Regions from separate parts of the Mus musculus genome. Here region 1 is linked to region 2. A link is a loop called in an ENCODE intact Hi-C map of the cell type or tissue named here. Cell type or tissue: heart. All regions are shown on one strand. Links, peaks and the distances in the headings refer to the core of each region. The heading gives the core; the rest is flanking DNA. Region 1 overlaps Clip1 (CAP-GLY domain containing linker protein 1). Region 2 overlaps Zcchc8 (zinc finger, CCHC domain containing 8).

Region 1 (5,372 bases), core at 285-5,284, 58 kb after region 2:
CGGTGACAAATGATGCTTTGTTTGCAGAAGAAGCAAAGGCTGAATTGATCTGGAGCCAGCAGCTAAGTCAAGGCCATGGGCAAATATTTGCCAAGGATGGGGCCATATCCAGACACCCACCCAGCCTGCAGAGCCGGACGGAGCCTGCAGAGAGGAATTGTCAGTCACTTTACCCAGTTACCTGCCGCCATTTATGCGGGTTCATTTCCTCTGGGTTTAATGTGGCTGTTAGCTTCCAGATAGAGGTGGATGTGAACCAACAGAGATTAGTAGATGTCAAGAAGACACATTCTTTCTCAGCATCTCCTAGATTTTGTCTCTGCCATTTCCTGTCTTCCTGTCTTCTTTCTTTTCTTCCTTCCTGTCTCCCTGATGCCCTGTCCTCTTCTTCCCACTTACCATTTCTTTTTCTCCATAGGTTTCTCCTCTCCTCTCCTCTCCTCTCCTCTCCTCTCCTCCCCTCCCCTCCCCTCCTCTCCCCTCCCCTCCCCTCCCCTCCCCTCCCCTCCCCTCCCCTCCCCTCCCCTCCCCTCTCTTTTCCTTGTGTGTGTATCTGTCTGTCTGTCCATCTCTGACTGATTGTCCTAACTTAGACTTCCCCTCTTATGTTTTATAATTATCTAGTGATTGGGATTCAGGTCCTAGAAGCCAGGTTCCAGTGTGATACCACCCGTTTTTCCTTTGCAAAGGAAGATGAAAAAGATGCTGACAAGAATCCAACTGTTCATCGGTTGAGAAGATGGGACTCCTAGGGCGATGTTTTCATTTCTTAGTGAGGTTTGGGAGCTTTAAAAGCTCTCAGCTTTAAGACCAAGAACCAAATGTTTGGCCAGATGTCATCACCAGAAGACAACCATAGCTCAGGCTGGAGGAGTTTAAAGAACCTTGGGATGTTTTGCTTTGTTTCGTTTTGAGATGGTCTTACTCTGTAGCCAGGCTGGCTTCCAGCTCACGGGCAGTCCTCCTGCCTCAGCCTCTGGAGTCCTGGGGTTACAGGTGTGAGCCACTTTAGAGAAACTTTTAAGATGGGTTTTGTGAAAACTGTCAAGATTCCTACAGACTTTGTCAGCTGTGCTCAGAGCGCCCATGTTTAAACTACATATTCATCTTCTAAATGTCTTCTGAACTTCGCTGTGAGCTTGTTTATCCATGCTTTTTATGAAGTCTTACTTTCTTGGTGAGAACTTTGCCTAAAATTTTACAAACCCACAAGCTGGGGCAGCACTTTTGCTTTGCCTAGGAGATGTGTGCTACGCATGCGCTGTTCGAGCCGTTCCTCCCGGACAGCACCATCGTCCTTGACTTCTCTGACTTTCCTTTGCAGTTGACTGAAACCTCCTCCCGCTACGCCCGCAAGATCTCGGGCACCACTGCCCTCCAGGAGGCGCTGAAGGAGAAGCAGCAGCACATTGAGCAGCTGCTGGCTGAGCGGGACCTGGAGCGGGCCGAGGTGGCCAAGGCTACCAGCCACGTGGGGGAAATAGAGCAGGAGCTAGCCCTGGCCCGAGATGGGCATGACCAGGTGAAGACTGGTGTCGATCTTGTGATGATCTATGGTGATGGTTTCCAAACTGAGTGATGAGGTTTAAAAGAGTGCCTGGCATTCGGAGCCAGGGTGTTGGTTGGATTTGAACATAGGAAATGAGTGTCTGAGCTTGTTGAAAAGCTGTGGTGTGGGTGCCAGTTTCCGTCATCACGAAGTTTTGTTCTTCTCGATTTTACCGTAGCCATTTGGTCTTTATGTCTAGGCTTTGAGGCTGGCTGTATTAACTGCTCATTACTGGGGCCTTAGTGATCACAGGTGGTGTTTGTAGATCATTACTGACACGTTTCAGTATTGGAAAAGATGAGGCTTGTCTTACTGTTGCCCTCTGTTGCTGTATGCTGTGGGATGGGGTTTTGTTTTGTCATCTAGTTTCCAGGAAAGTTGCCAGGAATAACCTACCAAGATAGAAAGCACTAGACTGTATCCAGAGCGATGCTCGCCCATTGTGGTCTCATTTATCGATATGTATTTGGAGGTATCCTGGGCTACTCACTGACATCCTTGCTTCCCCAGCATGTCCTGGAACTAGAGGCCAAGATGGACCAGCTACGGACCATGGTGGAAGCTGCTGACAGGGAGAAAGTGGAGCTGCTCAACCAGCTGGAAGAGGAGAAGAGGTGAGCCTGAGTGTGGCGATGTCAGCCAGAGGCAGGGCTGCCCAGCAGAAGCTGAGCTCTGCTGTGTGAAGAGGCTGTGCTGTGACGTAACTTTTCCAGGAAGCCTGGTATCCTCTAGACATGACTTGATTAGCAGATGTTTACTATCATTGAATGCTTGTCCTGAGAATCGCTTTACTCAGCATTACCAAAGGAAATCCCAGCCAGTTTCACTACTTATTAGCCTTTAAGAAGAACCTTATCCCCGAGAAAGCTGGGCTTAATTGGAAAACAGGGTAAGAACAGTTGGAGTTATTCAGGTCAATATGAACACACGTGCTAAATGATGTGAGATAGACACAGAGAGCTTGGCTTTTCACAAGGAGCTGTCCTTCCTCCCTCCCTGTCTCCCTCCCTCCAAAGACTGAACCTACAGACTTCTTGACAAGCACACCACCACAGCCAGTGCCCCAGCCCTTCTGTTATCCTATTTTAAAAGTCTTGCAAAGTGGGCTGGACTGGCTCGGAACTCATGACCCTCTTGGTTCAGCCCCACAAATAGTTAGAATTGTGGGTCTGCACCATTAGGCCCGTAATCATCAGATGAAGAAGCACTAGGCATAGGATGTGCTCACATCCAAAAAGTAAACCTACAAACCTGTGGAGGGTGGTGTATACCTGCGTTACAGCGTGCAGGAGGGCAGGAGGATATACTCTCTCTCTCTCCCTCTCTCCCGTCTCTCCCGTCTCTCCCTCTCTCCCTCTCACCCTCTCTCCCTCTCTCTCTCTCTCTCTCTCTCTCTCTCTCTCTCTCTCTCCCTCTCCCTCTCTCCCCCTCTCCCCCTCTCTCTCTCTTTCTCACACACAGTAGAATTTATACATGTATAATCTGTAACCTATTTCTTTGGTAAGCAAGTGTTTTCCTTTAAGGCCAAAATTATTTTGATTGATTGACCCATTCTGGTGGTATATGTGGCCAAGGGAAAAAAAGTTTTTGTTTCTTGGTTTTCAGTTTCTTTTTGCTTCATGTTCTCTAGAGTTGTTACCTAGATAAAAGTTTGGAATTTCTAGATAATTACAGCCCTGCTTTTCTACACCAGTGTCCTAAAGATAGTTTTCTGCGTCTCTAAGGTGTGCGCTTGCATTGCTGTCCTGAGTTCACCAGGGTGTTGCTCATGCTTGCGCTGTGCGGTGAGGTGGTCCTTAGAACTTTCCTCAGTGCCTTGTTTGGTTTTATCCCACAGGAAGGTTGAGGACCTTCAGTTCCGAGTTGAAGAAGAATCAATTACCAAAGGCGATCTTGAGGTAAACCCTTCCAAATCTTTAAAGCCTTTATGAATGCCAGTATTGGGAAATAAGAGTGACACGCTGGGCCCGTTAATCCTTGTCAGAGCAGTCTGTCAAGAGGATGGCGGGCGTCCTGCCTTGGCCCACTTTGGGTTGTACTGAGGTGATGGCCTGGTCCTTGAGCCTGGGATTGTGGTAATCACGTGGCAAATTACGATGCTCATAACTCTTCTCATGCTGCAAAATTAGAAGCTATGAACTGGACTTAATGAAGTCATAAATCCGGCAGTGTGTCCTCAAGGCAGTCTTAGGGAAGGCTCCTCTGTCCCTCTGGTGTTGGAAAGAGCATTTTAAAAGAGCTTAACTTCAACACAATCACACTTAACAAAGCATTTTTGCTGCGGTTCAGCTCTGTCCTTTAGTGAAGCAGAATAAATCCTTTATAGCCCTATAAAAGTCAATGGTGTGTTCTCATACATTATTTTGTTCTTTTGGGACCAGGATTTAGATAGTTGCTTTTTAAAGTAATGTTTCATGAGCAAAAACCAGGAGCAATGTATGCCACTTCTCTGACATATTTGAAAGTCAGCAGTTTTCCTATAATAATAGGTTTCTTATCTTCCCAACAATTACTCATAGTAGTTTGGAATTACACATTGCTATTAAATGATTTTGCTGCTTTGAAGCCACTGCCATATATATGACAAAAATAAATGATTAACTTTTCAAAATTTGAAGATTCTATAAGAGTTCTTTATAGCATTTTCGTAAAATCTGCACGTGTCTATACAGTTTTCGAATTTTGGGGAGGAGCTAGAGACATGGCCTGACTATGTAGCTCTAGTCAGCCTGGCACTCACAGAGCAAAATCAGGCTGGCCTCAGATTTATAGCAATCTGCCTTTGCCTCCCAAGTGCTGAGATTACAGCCATGCACCATCACGTCCAGCAGAAGGTGTGTGCGTGTGTGTGTGTGTGTATAATATAATATAATATATATATGTATAATATATATTATGATATATATAATATATAATATGATATTTTTTTGCCACCATCAAGATTTTGGAGTCTGTTGGCTTAAATTTTAGGTGTCCTCCCAGACGATTTTGTTTTCCTTGCAAACAAATGTATGCTTATAGTCAATAAAGAATAAAGAAAAAATTTTCTGAATTCTAATTTTATAAGGTCTAGACTTTAATAGCTTCTTAATAATTTAATAGAAACCTTCTTCACTCATTTCACATATAGTCACATCCTGTAGTTGACTTTTGTGTTGTCATCCATTTAAAAACACCCCAAAGTCTCATCAGAAGTTTCATCTCATCATCTAATTCATAAGAATTACCGCCTCTGGGGTTTGGGAAAGACTAAGATAGTTACATTAGCAGTAGGCCAGTATAGTCTGTCTGATAAACTTACTAGAAATTAATCAAAGTTATATTGAAACCCTAACACAGATTGAAACTTTAGTTGAATCTCTTTTTGTTGTTGTTTACTTTTTTTTTATTTTTTTACTGATAGCAAAAGAGCCCGATTTCTGAAGATCCCGAGAATGTAAGAGGGCACTTAACTGTGTGGATATTTCCCTTAACACAGATTGATTCCAGATTAAAATGCTTATTGATACACTCAAATACTAACCGCATAATCTGACCTTGGGACTTTTCCCGTAGTATTTCTATGCATGTGACTTTCAAAGCAAATGCATTTGTATCTTTAAGAAACCGTATGCAATGACTAAGCTCTGTGGATTCTTTTGTTACTGATAGGAAAATATTTAAAGTTTTGCTGAAAAGAAAAGAAATTGTCTGAGGGTGTGGCCTCCTTCACCCCATTCATAATGTTTTCTAGTTTGGGTAGACACCTGAGGAAAGCATAAAACACCTTAGATGGAGGGGCTGTAGAAATGCTGGACACTTCCCAAGCAGCCGGACCTTCTGT
Region 2 (5,360 bases), core at 1-5,000:
GTCCTGATACCAATACTATGTACTCCTGAAAACTTAAAATTGAGCAAATTCAAGCCAGGCGGTAGTGGCGCACGCCTTTAATCCCAGCACTTGAGAGGCAGAGGCAGAGGCAGGTGGATTTCTGAGTTCGAGGCCAGAGTGAGTTCCAGGACAACCAGGACTATATAGAGAAACCCTGTCTGGAAAAAACAAAAAATTGAGCAAATTCTTGCCCTCTGACTTTTTGTTTGTTTGTTTGTTTTTATTTTGTTTTGTTTTGTTTTTTCAAGACAGGGTTTCTCTGTGTAGCTCTGGCTGTCCTAGAACTCACTTTGTAGACCAGGCTGGCCTTGAACTCAGAAATCCGCCTGCCTCTGCCTCCCGAGTGCTGGGATTAAACCACCACTGCCCAGCTTCTGACATACTTTTTTATCCTTTTATCTCTCCGTGTCTTCCATGGAACCTGTGCCAACCAGGATCCTGGTGGTTCGGACAGGAGAATCCAGTTTCCACCTTTCAGAGTGCAGTGTCTAGGATCAGGGCAAAAGAGGACTCCATAGTTAAGAGAGCAGGCGTCCTCTTTTCTGCAGCCTTTTTAGGACTCCTCCTATCATCATGACTCGTGCTTCCTCCATCTGAAGCTACATACAGTACAGGATAGCTCTCCCAAAGGTTTGAGACTGTAGCCCAGGCTGGCCATCTGAGTGCTGGCATTTACAGGCATTGGCTGCCATATCTACCCCTTGTCTGCACCATCTCAAAGATGGGTGCTTATGGCCATTCTTCCTCTAGGTACCCCAAGTTCCAATAATAACTTTGTATGAAGCGCTGTGACTTCTGAAGTGTCTTTCCTCTTTCAGATGTAGAGATTCCACCTGGTTCTCAGAGCAGCAAAGCATTTCAGTTCCAACCACCGTTGCCTCCCGGAACACCGCCTCCACTCCCACAGGGAACTCCCCCGCCTCTCTTCACCCCTCCACTCCCTAAGGGAACCCCACCACTGACTCCCAGTGACTCACCCCAGGCCCGACCCGCAGCCTCAGCCATGGATGAGGATGCCCTGACGCTGGAGGAGCTGGAAGAGCAGCAGAGGCAGATCTGGGCGGCTCTCCAGCAGGCCGAGGGAGGGAATGGCGACTCAGATGTTCCTGGAGACACACCTTTAACTGGGAACTCAGTGGCCTCCTCCCCGTGTCCAAACGAGTTTGACCTCCCTGTCCCCGAAGGAAAGGCCCTGGAAAAGCCAGTGCTGGCTGAGCCCCAGGAACCAGCTGCTTCTGTAGACACAGCTGGACCCGAGCCATCCTGCAGCCCAGCAGCAGGGGCAGCAGTGCTCTCTCAGAGAGAAGAGGAAGCTGCTGCTGAGGGGGGCCCGGGAGATGCTCTTCTCGACAATGGCGGTGTGTTGAACATGAACATGAGCAATGGGAGCAACCAGCAGCCCATTCACCCGGACAGCCGGCCTCCGATGGCCCCAAAAACCCATAGCCCAGTACCTGACATGAGCAAGTTTGCCACTGGAATAACACCCTTTGAATTTGAGAACATGGCTGAATCCACTGGAATGTACCTCAGGATAAGAAACCTGTTGAAGAATTCACCCCGAAATCAGCAGAAAAACAAAAAGACTTGTGAGTGAGCCCTGGCTGCGTGGTGATGTGCAGCTCTGATTGTCCCACCAGCCTGAGGCCAGGTGACCCGTTTGTCCCTCCCACCTTTCAGAATCTGGTGTAATTGTGATCTCGAGTCAAGGCTGTTTTACAGAATGAAAGACTGGGTGTGAGTTTGTTCTTTTCTTCTCACTGACAGCAACCCAGAGTTTGCGTGCGGGAGCTGGTTCAGGGATGCTTGGTCCGGGTTAGACTATTTTTGGATCGTGAGTGTCTGTCAAGAGTGAAGGGTTTTTTTTTTTAATGTCTTTTGTAAATTGTTTTCCCTTTCTACATTTTGCTATTATCCTGTATATATAAGCTTAATATATCACTTTTTAAAGAAAATTCTAACAATTTTAAATTCACATTTCAATTTCAACAACCAAATGAGAACAATCAGGGATCGGCAGCTTGCTCCTGCTTGCTCGGGGTATTTTTGTAAGATTTTCATGCATGATTTTAATAACACTTTTACTTTTTGTAATTTAATTATTCAAATATGCTTCCAATAAAGGTGTGCTCACCTTTGTGTACAGAGGTTTAATAAATTAGTTTTCTTACACATGAACCAAGACTTGGGTAGATATGACTCACAGTTCAAATTGTTCTTTTAAACTTGAATGAAAATTATGAGGTTGCAAAGAAACTGCATGTTTGGCTGCTGTAAGTGGATTCCAGCCTTACATATACTAATATAGAAACAAAATTGTTTAATTACTTTGGGCAATTACTTTGCACATGATAATATTGTGGCTTCCAGCTGGAAGGTAGACAGACACATACTGAGTGTGACTGTCCTATGCAAGCTGGAGCCTGGTCTGGTTCTCTGGCTGGGCACTCTTAAGTCTCTGCCAGGTCAAGTTCTGGAACACTTGGAGATCTTGAATAACCGCTCAGGTAGTGTTAAGCTGCTCCCAGGCCAGCAGAGGGCGCAAAAGGGAATTGGTCCAGATTTCAGTGACACTGGAGTAGTCCAATTTGCCCATTTATAATCAGTACAGGGAGGGATGGTCAGCTGCTTTGTCACCTGAGTCTTCAGTGCATTCTTCAGGGTTCGCATGGTGCTGTGACTTGTGGAAGCAGCAGCCTTCCTAGCAGGCCTGCCATGAGGAAGGGGGTTCCTGGAGGCCTGGAGGAGATAAGGGGTCCTGTCAACATTAAACATGTTTTCTCCTCTCTCACTGTTCTTTCTTCCGAGATAGGTTATTGCTGTGTAGCCTAGGCTGGCCTTACTCACAGTCTTCCTGATACTGCCTACTGCTGAGATTACAGGCAAGATGACATGGTTCTTTTTAAAAAAACAAACATTTATTTATGGGGGTTGGCGGACATTCCTCAGCGTGGATGTTAGAAGACAGTGTGTGGTGTCCACGTGTTGTTCTCTCATCAATGTGTGTCTTCATCAAGCACCTTTACCCAGTGAGCCAGCTCACCAGCCTGAAGATGACATGGAATTCTCTCGTCTTCCAGATCCCTGATCACAGGTGTGCACTGCCAGTCCTGGGGGCTAAGGATCCAACCCAGAGCACTGTCTGTCTGTCTGTGCCAGGCAAGCACTACCAACTACATATGTGTGTGCCAGGCAAGCACTACCAACTACATATGTGTGTGTGCCAGGCAAGCACTACCAACTACACTGCCTCCCCAGCCCCAGTGATGTGACTATGGAAGTCTTAGCTGATCTACATCAGAAGTTATTATTTAGCTCTGTCTGGTGTCTTAGACCTGAAATCCTAGCAGTTGGGTGGCAGGCTGGAGGATCAGGACCAGCCTTGGTTATATAGCAAGGTTAGTTAGCCTGAGCTACAATGTGATACTGCTTCAGGGGGAAAAAAGTTTTCCTTTAAATATTGTATTGCTGGTATCTGCTGAATATTGAAATAATTATTTCCAGCACATACAGACTCTATTAAGGTATAAATTATACCATTTTTCCTTTATTGGGTAGGTATTGCCTCTTCTTTTTTGCTTTTTTTTTTTTAAACAAATGTCTAAGACATAGATAATTGTAAATAAATTCAGATCTCTTAACTCTGTATCCAAGTTCCTTTTTTTTTTTTTTTTTTTTTGGTTTTTTGAGACAGGGTTTCTCTGTGTAGCCCTGGCTGTCCTGGAACTCACTCTGTAGACCAGGCTGGTCTCAAACTCAGAAATTCACCTGCCTCTGCCTCCGGAGTGCTGGGATTAAAGGCTTGCGCCACCATGCCCGGCACCAAGTTCCTTTTTTTAATATTTACTTTTATGTTTTTAATTTGTGTGTGTGTTTGTGTGTGTGTGTGTGTGTGTGTGTGTGTGTGTGTGCAGGTGCCCTTGTGGCCCAGAAGAAGGCACCGAATCCTCCAGAGCTGGAGTTGCACGCAGGTACTTGTTAAGCTGATGTGGGTGCTGAAAACCACTCAGCCATCTCTCCAGTCCTGAATCTAGAATTTTATCCACTGCCCTGTTCCCCTGTGAGAAACTCAAAAGTATTGGTTCCTCAGGAACTGGCATCCTCTTTTTTATTTAATTACTTAGGGCTGGAATTATAGCTGAATGGTAGCTTACCTGACATATGTGAGGTCCTAGGTTTGATCCCCAGGACCAGGAAGAAAGCTAATTGGCAGTTAACCATGGAGCCGCACATGCAGTAAAGAGACGGAAGGAAGTAGTGAGCTGGGAGTACTAGTTCCTGCTTGTAGTCTCAGCACTGGGAGACTGAGGCAAGACAAGTCGTAGGCCAAGACCCTGACTCAGGGAGAAGAAAGATGTTAGACGTCACCTCACCTTTGAAGGAGCTTTTGTGCTTCAAGGGCCCCAGCACAAAGCAGCCTATGGCAAGGGAAGAGCTCAGAAGCCTAGAGGAAACAGCTGGCCTAACTACTTATGGGAGGCTCGAGCCAGCTAGCGAGAGAAAACTCCTGAACCAATCCTCAAAAGCATCAGGACCAAATGGACATTGACAGAAACAAAAGGGGCCGGCAAGATGGCTCAGTGGAAAGGTGTGTGCCACCACTGCTGAAATGAGTTGGGTCCCCAGGATTCACCTGGTGGCAAGAGAAGAAACCAAGTTGGACTCTGACCTTCTCGTGCACACCGTGCTGCCTGTACACACGATAAGAAATGTGTCTGGGTCTTAGGAAGAGAAGGGTGACAAGGGGCTGGGGGAGGAGGAGGAGGAGGAGGGATTGTTTGGACTTGTCAGTGCTGTGACCAGTCTCCAGGTGTGGGCAAGTGAGGTAATACCCAAACACTCCCAGGAGCAGGGTGGAGATCTGTTTGTCATGTGAAATGTGCCACCGGTTGCTACAACAAGGCCAGCTCTCATTTTCTTGAGCAAGTAAGTGGGAAGAAGGTGCTGCCTTGACCTTAAACCAAAAGATCTGCCTTTGCTTTCTTCAAAAGGCCTGTGTACCGCGGGTTCCCTCCCGGAAAATGGCTGCATTTTAAGTTCTTTGCTAGAGCTTTGTGGATCCTGGGTACTGAACTCAAAGTTATCCACTTTGCTTTGGGTTTTTTGGGGGGCGTTGTTTGTTTGGTTTTTGGTTTTTATTTGTTTGTTTGTTTTTGGCTGCTGCTGCTATTTTTTAGTTGGTTATTTTATTTATTTACATTTCAAATGTTTCCTTCTTCCCAGTTTCCCCTCCCCAAACCCCCTAGCCCATCCCCTATCCCCCTACTTCTATGAGGGTGCTCCTGGCTTTTAAATTCGTATTTTTATTATGAGTGTGTGTACATGCAAATATTACAGTG

Evidence for each region. Peaks named below come from ENCODE experiments on the same cell type or tissue, not always from the same donor. Only the 100,000 strongest peaks of a DNase experiment are listed, where the experiment ranks them.
Region 1: a loop joins it to region 2, with 2.2 times the contacts of the local background. A loop is called at or near these places in 11 of 42 quality-filtered maps.

What each region holds. Positions count from the first base shown.
Region 1 is chr5:123,638,569-123,643,940 of GRCm38, reverse strand. It overlaps Clip1 (CAP-GLY domain containing linker protein 1), which reads left to right. Exons shown (of 24, transcript NM_019765.5): 6 at 1,325-1,522; 7 at 2,060-2,163; 8 at 3,387-3,447. Among named protein-coding and RNA genes, the nearest start is that of Clip1, 43 kb to the left of the region's middle. In heart, for the core only: no CTCF peak of the experiment used is centred there; a DNase peak (open chromatin) is centred at 2,210.
Region 2 is chr5:123,696,602-123,701,961 of GRCm38, reverse strand. It overlaps Zcchc8 (zinc finger, CCHC domain containing 8), which reads left to right. Exons shown (of 14, transcript NM_027494.3): 14 at 840-3,660. The coding sequence ends at 1,618. Among named protein-coding and RNA genes, the nearest start is that of Clip1, 15 kb to the right of the region's middle. In heart, for the core only: CTCF peaks have their summits at 1,295 and 2,547 (motif pointing right); DNase peaks (open chromatin) are centred at 1,151 and 2,581.